Linked DNA regions of Homo sapiens: region 2 is linked to region 1. Evidence: read pairs that join two places in POLR2A ChIA-PET (ENCODE). Cell type or tissue: OCI-LY7. All regions are shown on one strand. Each heading gives the region's core, and the rest is flanking DNA. Links, peaks and the distances in the headings are about the cores only.

Region 1 (4,401 bases), core at 199-4,198:
ACATGCCCTTACTATTACTTGATGCACTCTGATGTTTTCTGTTTCTATTTCATTTTTTTTAAAAAATCGCTGGTTGCAACTCACTAAATTGATTTCACAACCCACTGAATTGCTACTGTGTCTGGAAAAACTTTGATCTAGCAATTCTCAGTGGGGTTCCTTTATGAACCAAGGAACATAGAAAGATTTTCTTAATCTTTTCAAGGGTGGTACATAACTCACACCATTCTAGATGCTTAGAAGAGAAGTTAGTTCATTACATACAATGGGTGCCTAAGGGCATTCAGACTTAATTTTCTGCATGAACTCCTGGTTAAAAAAGGCTTATTAGTGTCTGATCTGTAATAAATCCAAACTCTTGATTATTGCACACAGGGCCCTTCTCAATCTAGCCCTGTGTTCACCTCTCAGACTTTACCTTACTTCCTCAATCATCTTCCTGGGTTAAAACCATCCTGAACCACTTGGAATTACCCAGATGCTTCACGCTATTTCTCACCTGTGCACAGTCATTCTTGCCCTTCAGCACCAGCTCAACTGAGTGTCACTTCGACTGAGACCCTCATTGACAGGAGTTAGAGTCGTCAGGTCCAGGTTCTGTCCCTGTCAATCCCTGAAGTGATTAATAAATTTCAGTCACATTCACCTGGCTCATCTCCTGTGCTACTGAGTGTGGGCTAGATACTTAGTTCTAAGAATACAAACACATGAGGCACAGCATACCTGCTTAGGGAGCTTAGAACACACCTGAGACACAAGACGTATGTATTAAAAACTACCTCTAGTATAGCTCAATGCTCAAGAGTTTGCATGGGGAAGTCAGGCCTGAGTTCAAATGATAACTTCTATTTTTTGGCTTGTGCACCTAGGACAAACTGTTGAGCTACTCTAAACTTCAAATTTATTGTATGTTAGTCTAGGATAATAATAAAAGTAGCAACTTTGTAAGGCTGTGAGTTTTACAGGGGAAGTGCATGTAAAGCCCTGAGCACACTGCCTGACCCAGAGTTCTCAGGAAATGCTAGAGAGGAATTAAGCAGGTAATGTGCCCAGTGCCACGTGAATGCTATAGGTAGAAAGTGCTACAGGAGTTGAGAGGAGGAAATGGACACTGTGGTGGAAGAGATGGGAGAGCTCCAGTGGAGAAGGCAGAGTATGCACTAAGCTTAGAAAGAAAAGCAGACCTCAGATTAGGAGGTGAGAAGGCATTCCTGGCACGGCGAGCCAAAGAGCAGCAGAGGAGGACTGTGGATGCCTTGCCTGTAGACTACTTTTGCTGCCACTCTTTGTATATTTATTTTTGCGTATGTGCTCAAACATTTTCCCAAATGCAAATTGAAGATATTCATCTCTAGAGATGCTTATTTTCTCATTTGAAAAAACTGTGCTCCCTCTCTCTTTTCCATGGCTTTTTGCTAAGTCTATATGGCATCTATAATTTTGCTTATGGAGTCAGCTTGATTAAACCATTTTGGGTCAGCATGGAGAAATAGGTTACAAAACTGGCTGTGCATCATGATCACCCAGGGAACTTTTTAGTCCTGCAGATTTCTGTGTCCCACCCGAGATTCTGACTATTGGGTCTGATGTGGGACCAGAGAATATGCATTATTTTAAAAGTTCCTTTAATTTTCATTTGGCTTGGTCAAAAGTTTGAAAAACACTGGTAATCTTTAAGGCCCCACCCAGCTCCAGTGATCTGTATTTCCCATAACAGTAACATTTTTATTCTCTCTGCTATTCTCAAGAGAGGGTTACTGTGTTGTCAAGAGAGAAAAACTAAACAAGCCAGACATCAAAAGCTATAGCTACCAACTTTGATGTGAAGAGTCCTTTCTATATGAAATTGTATAATTCCAAAAAATCCAGGTGGGAGTGTTCCAAGGTCCTTATGCTGACGGGAAGGAAGGACAAACACTGGCCAACTTTATACTTTGTTAAACATGTAAGTCGAGATTTAATAGAGTCTACAACTTCCAAACCAGTGGAAGGGGGAAAATGAAACCAAAGGAAATGAAAAAATAAAAGATCTCAATACGAAAAAAGAGAGGGGGAAAAAAGCGAAACATAGAAAAAAATGAAACAAAGAACAAAATAAGATGCTAGAAGTGAATTCCAATATATTGATAACTAAAATCAGTGCAAATCACGGTACAGTTAAAAAACAGATCAATCTAAACAATATGATGTCTAACATTACATCCGTATATTGGAAAACCATGAGAAAAAGCAAGAAGATGATTAGCCCAAAATGTATGATACGTTTATCTCAACAGGAGAGAGGGCTCCTGGGGTGGGCACCCAGGAAGCTCTAAAGATACGATAGTGTTCTTTGAAGTTTCTTTAAGTTCTTTAAGTTGGGTGGTAAGTAGACAGGTATTCTTATTTTTTTTATTCTTTTAAGCATTATTTTTTAAAGTTCACTATATTTTTTGTAGTTTTGTTTGAATAATATAATACACCCCCCTGGCATGCGTGCATCGCACACACACTCAAAAAAGGATAAAAATAAATTGCCAATGTTTTCCTAAAGCCCCACTCTCATATTATTAGATGTGAATTTTTAATGTGATTTTTTGTTCTTTAATGACGTGATTTTTTTGTCATGAAAGTTTTCTCCCCAGCACAAAACTCTGTTTTGAATTAATCTTGTGACCCAACACTCCAAACAAGTCTTCACATTGATGCTTTTTGTCATAATACGATAATTCCTATATAGTTTCCCTTTTCGTTGAATTACATAAAATAATTCATTCAATTAAAACCTTATAAGCTTTTTATTGAGCAATGATCTTGTGTCAGATGCTGTTTTAATCATTGTATATGAATTAATCCATTTAATTTTTATAAAAACCCTTGGGAATGGTACTAATCCTGCCCTCATTTTAAGCCTGAGGTAACTACAGCACAGAGAAGTTAGGTGATGTGGTCAAAGGCACACAGCCGATCAGTGGAAGAGCCAGGATTGGAACCCAGGCAGCCTGGCACCAGAGCCATGTTCCTGACTTTGTGCTAGGCTGCTCAGCTGTGGCCCGTAAAGCATCTTACTACTGAAGAGAGTGAAGGAGGAGTAGGAGGGTACCTCTGGACTTCAAGGGCCCCTCCGTAGTATGTCATGTCTGACCATAAAGCTACATATATCACAATTACATCATTCTTTGGTTGTTAAAGGAAAGATTTTTTTTTTTTTTTGGCCAGGAAAGGAAGAAAGGGAGGGAGAGATGGAAGGAGGGAAGGAATCCAAAGGAATCCAACAAAAATATTGGCTGATTGGCTGGCCGTGGTGTCAGAAGAGAAATAAAAATCTGCTGATCTCATCTTTATGCTGTTTCCAATGAACAACAAAAGGCAAATGTTCTTCGACAGAACAGCACAAACATACTAGGTGGCTAAACTAGAGAACAGGTACTTCAGAGATGTTGCCTTAAGCAGATGCTCCCCGGCAGTGACCCTGGGAAACAGCTGTTCCAAGCCTCCTCCACCTGGAGGCCAAGATCTCTCTCCAAACACATCTCAGAAGAGATGCACAGTTTATCTAACAGTTCATACTTTGAGGGGGTTTGCTCTATGTTAGCAGTTAAACATAAGTCCTCCCCACGCACCTCCACACCCTAGGCTCTGTAGTCTTGGAGAATTCATAGAGAATGTGGAGATGTCAGGAACATTCAAACAGGTAACTGGACTAATTCTTAAAAGTGAGGGGTGTGTGTGTGTGTGTGTGTGTGTGTGTGTGATAGATCCTGGAAAATATTTATCACTTAGTTGCCTACCAATCTACATAAATCCAGAAGAAAAAAACTAAAAGGAATGTCTTTTGAGTATTTAGCCTCAATGCTCAGACTATGACTGCTGGGAACCAGCAGGGTTCAAAGAAGAGTTTGTGTGATGCCCAGATTACTTTAAAAAAAAAATTCTCAGCATTAACAAATATGAATGAGTGTCCAGAGGTACGCATCTGGGAACTAGTAGATAAAATTCAATATGTGTCTCCTGGAGAAAAGGCTAAAGAAAGACAGAAAGCGTTAACTGTCTTCAAAAACCTGAAGGGCATCACATAGAGAAAGCACAGACTTTTCCTGGGCTATTGCAGAGGATCACACAAAACAAATGGAAGAGTACAACAGGCAGAGTTTGGATGCAAGCCTTCTTTTCAAGTAAATGAAGATATTTATATATTTTTTTGCTTTTTACTTTTTTGGAGATGGAGTCTTGCTCTATTGCCCAGGCTGGAGTGCAGTGGCACAATCTCGGTTCACTGCAACTTCGCCTCCTGGGTTCAAACAATCCTCCTGCCTCAGTCTTCCAAGCAGCTGGGACTACAGGTGCCTGCCACCATGCCCAGCTAATTTTTTGCATTTTAGTAGAGACAGGGTTTCACCATGTTGGCCAGGCTGGTCTCGA
Region 2 (4,401 bases), core at 137-4,136, 180 kb before region 1:
TGATCTTTTTGTGATGAATTTCTCGGGTGTTCTTTGAGCTTCTTGTATTTGGATGTCTAGATCTCTAGCAAGGCCAGGAAAGTTTCCCTTAATTATTGCCTCGAATCTTCTTTCTCAGAAACACCAATTATTCTTAGGTTTGGTTGTTTAACATAATCCCAAACTTCTTGGAGGCTTTGTTCATTTTTTAATTATTTTTTCTTTGTCTTTGTCAGATTGGGTTAATTCAAAAGCCTTGTTTTCAAGCTCTGAAGTTCTTTCTTCTATGTATTTGATTCTATTTTTGAAACTTTCCAGGTAGCTTGCATTTCTCTAAGTCTGTCTTTCATTTCCAGAAGTTGATTGTATTTTATTTGTGTTATTTTTCTGGAGATTTTTTGTCCATATCCTGTATGATTGTTTAAATTTCTTTAAATTGGCTTTCACATTTTTCTGGTGCCTCCTTGAGTAGCTTAACAATTGACCTTCTGAATTCTTTCTTTGGAAATTCAGAGATCTCTTCTTGGTTTGGATCCATTGCTGGTGAGCTAGTGTGATCTTTTGAGAGTGTTGAAGAACCTTGCTTTGTCATGTTACCAGAATTGTTTTTCTGGTTCCTTCTCATTTGGGTAGACTATGTCAGAAGAAAGATCTGGGACTCAAGGGCTGCTGTTCAGATTATTTTGTGCCATGGGGTGATCCCTTGATGTGGTACTCTCACCCTTCCTCTAGGGATGGGGCTTCCTGAGAGCTAGACAGTGATTGTTATTGCTGTTGTGGGTCTAGCCACCTAATGGAGCTTGGGCTCCGGGCTGGTACTGGGGAGTGTCTGCAAAGAGTCCTGTGATGTGATCTGTCTTCAGGTCTCTCAGCCATGGATACCAGCACTTGCTCCAGTAGAGGTAGCATATGAGTGAAGTGGACTCTGTGAGGGTCCTTGGTTGTAGTTTTGTTTAGTACACTGGTTTTCTCAAATGCTTTCTCTTGTCTTTTCTTATATGGGTGCTAGGGCACTAATTGCCCCAGGCTACAAGCCTCTCCACTGAAAAAGCCAGCAGGGCTTTCAGGCCCTACCTCTCCCAGCTTGCCACTGCTTCTGTGGTCCTATCTGCACTTCCCGTCCATCTCCCACTCCTGGATTCTGCCTAGGAAAATTCACACTTGGTCAAAATTATTACAAAGCTCAACTGGAAGTTTCCTTCTCCCTATGGTCCTTCCCCAATTCCATTGGCAGCCCTCCCCAAGGACCCCAGTGAGATAAAGTCAGAAATGGCTTCCCTGGTGACTGGGAGCACCTAGAGGGCTCTTCCCAGTGCTGCTTCTACTTTTATATTTTTCTCAGCTCTCTAAATTCATTTCAGCTCTAGGTAAGGTTAAATCCTTCTCCCGTGATCTGGATTTTCAGGTTCCCCAGTGAGGATGTGTGTTCGGAGGTAGGCTTTCCCCCTTCACATTTTGGGCACTCACAATTTTTCAGCTGCCTCACAGAGTTTGCAGCCACAAGCCACTTTTTCAAAGAGTCTGTGAATCCTTTCAGTGTTCCTGGTATGTTCCTGTGGTAGTTCTTGGAGCAAAAGCTCATGATGTCAGTCTCCACATGCTGTTCTGTTCATCTGAGTGGGAGATGCAAGTTAGTCCTGCCTCCTATCTGCCATTTTTTTTTCCTGGAGGCTGACTTTTTAAATACAACACTGAAAGCATGATCCATGAAATAAATAATTGATAAATTAGTCTTTATTATAATTAAAAACTTCTACTCTATGAAAGATATCATCAAGAGAAAGAGAAGACAAGCTGCAAACTAGGAGAAAAATACTTGCAAGAGACTTATCTGAAAAAAGTATTGTTATTCAAAATATATAAAAAATTCATATATTTTTCTTTTTGAGATGAGGTTTTTGTTCTATTGCTCAGGCTGGACTGCAGCCTTGAACTCCTAGGTTCAAGCAATCCTCCTGCCTCAGCCTCCCGAGTAGCTAGGACCACAGGTGCATACCACCAAACCCAGCTAATTAAAAAAAAATTTCTTTCATAGAGACAGGATCTCTCTTTTTTGCCCAGGCTGGTGTTGAACTCCTGGCCTCAAGCAATCCTCCCACCTCAGCCTCCCAAACTGTTGAGATTACTGGCATGAGCCACTGTGCCCAGCCTAAAGAACTCTTAAAACTCAACAATAGGAAAATAAACAATCCCATTAAAAATTAAGCAAAAGACCTGAAGAGATACCTCAGTAAAGAAGACATACAGATGAAAAATAAGTATATGAAAACATACTCAACATCATACGTCATTAGGGAATTGCAAATTAAAACAAGATACCACTACACACCTATTAGAATGGCCAAAACACTGAAAATTCCAAATACTGGCAAGTATGTGGAGCAATAGGAACTCTCATTCATTGCTGGTGCAAATGTAAAATAATACAGCCACTTTGGAAGATAGGCAGTTTCTTACAAAGCTATGCTTTTACCATACAATCCAGCTATTGTACTCCTTGGTATTTAAAAAAAGGAACTGAAAACTTGTGTTCATAAAAACCTGCACACAGATGTTGATAACAGCTTTATCTGTAATTGCCAAAACTTGGAAAAAAACAAAATGTCCTTTAGTAGGTGAATGAACAAATATACTGTGATGTATTAATTCAATGGAACATTATTCAGTGCTGAAAAGAATTGAGCTATCAAGCCATGTGAAGACAAAGAAGAAGCTTAAATGCAAAAATGCCAAATGCTTAAATGAAAAAAGTCAATCTGAAAAGGCTAATACCATATGATTCCAACTATCTGAAAAGGAAAAACTATTGTGAAAGTAAAAAGATGAGTGGTTGCCAGGGGTTGGAGGGAGGGATGAATAGAAGGAGCACAGAGGATTATTAGGGTAGTGTTTTAATCAGTTTGTGCTGCTATTACAGAATACTACAGACCGGGTGGCTTAAACAACAGAAATTGATTTCTCATAGTTCTAGAGGCCACAGAATCCAAGATCAAGGTGCTAGCACACCTGGTGTCTGCTGAGGGTGCTCTTCCTGGTTTGCAGACAGCCATCATCTTGTTATATCCTCATATGGTGGAGAAAGAGATATATCTCTCTCCTGTTTTTTCTTATATGGTTACTAGGGCACTAATTGCATTCACGAGGGTTCGACCCTCAAGACCTAATTACCTCCCAAATGCCCCGTCTCCAAATGTCATCACATTGGGGATTTAGGTTGCAACATATAAATTTTGGTGGGGGAGGGGGATTGGTAAAGTGGGGACAAACATTCAGTCCACAGCAGGCAGTGAAACTATTCTGTATGATACTATAGTGGTAGATACATGTCATTATACATTTGTCAAAACTTAGAGCCTGCACACAAGTGAACCCTAAAGTATGGACTTTGAGTGATAATTTGTCAATGTATATTCATTGATTATAACAAATGTACTACTCTGGTGTAGGATGTTAATAGTGTGGGAGAGGCTATGCGTATGTGGGAGCAGGGAATATATAGGAACTTTGTACTTTCTGTTAAATTTTGCAATAAACCTAAAACTGCTCTAAAAAGAGTCTATTTTTAAAAAATTAAAATAAGAATAAATATTTTGTAATACATGGAACACAGCCACTCTCTTTTTTACATATTGTGTATGATTATCTTTACACTAGATAGTTAAATATTTGTAAAGGAGAAAGTACAATCCGCAAAGCCTACATATTTGTATCTGACCTTTTACAGAAAAAAAATTAGCCAACCCTGAATTATAAGATAGCTTGTTGGAAACTGGCTTACTTGATGTCGAAAAATCAAGGTGCATTAATATCTCCCACCACATGCAAAGTTGAAGTACAATGGAATTTGATATGAAGGATAAAACTATTACAGAAAATGCAGAAGAATGGTGAATTAAGGGTAGAGAACAACTTCTTTAAAAAGATCATAAAAGCACAAACTATAAGGATTAATATCCTTAATTTTGATTTCCTATACCAAAATTAAAGACTTTCATCCAAGGAAGAACACCATGGACAAAAAGATAGATGACGACTGGAAGAAAATACTTATAATGTTTAGAACTGGCAAGGAATTAATATCTACAATATACAGAACACTACTTGCACATCAAAAAATTTTTGAAAGAATGTGAAAGTAAATAAAGAGCATCGTTTTTCTCTTATTTTATTCTATTCTCCCTCCCCATATTCTTCACAATAAATATTTTTTGTCTGCCCAACCTAGAAAATTTAAATTGTTGCATTTCTACTAGCCTGACTCACATTTTCTTTTCTTTTCTTTTTTTCTTTTCCTTTTCTTAGACTCGGTCTCTGTTGCCCAGGCTGGAGTGCAGTGGCACAATCTTGGCTCACTGCAACCTCGACCTCCCAGGCTCAGGCAAGCCTTCCACCTCAGCCTCCCAAGCAAGCTGGAACCACAGG

The links. Peaks named below come from ENCODE experiments on the same cell type or tissue, not always from the same donor. Only the 100,000 strongest peaks of a DNase experiment are listed, where the experiment ranks them.
Region 2: POLR2A ChIA-PET joins it to region 1 with 7 read pairs; 2 of 35 experiments call an interaction of 5 or more read pairs at or near these places.

The regions. Positions count from the first base shown.
Region 1 is chr1:84,816,594-84,820,994 of GRCh38, reverse strand. All of the region lies in intron 2 of LPAR3 (lysophosphatidic acid receptor 3), which reads left to right. Among named protein-coding and RNA genes, the nearest start is that of LPAR3, 74 kb to the left of the region's middle. In OCI-LY7, for the core only: no CTCF peak of the experiment used is centred there; no DNase peak of the experiment used is centred there.
Region 2 is chr1:85,000,027-85,004,427 of GRCh38, reverse strand. No RefSeq gene overlaps it. Among named protein-coding and RNA genes, the nearest start is that of MCOLN2, 5.1 kb to the right of the region's middle. In OCI-LY7, for the core only: a CTCF peak has its summit at 4,010; a DNase peak (open chromatin) is centred at 2,497; H3K4me3 peaks cover 696 bases.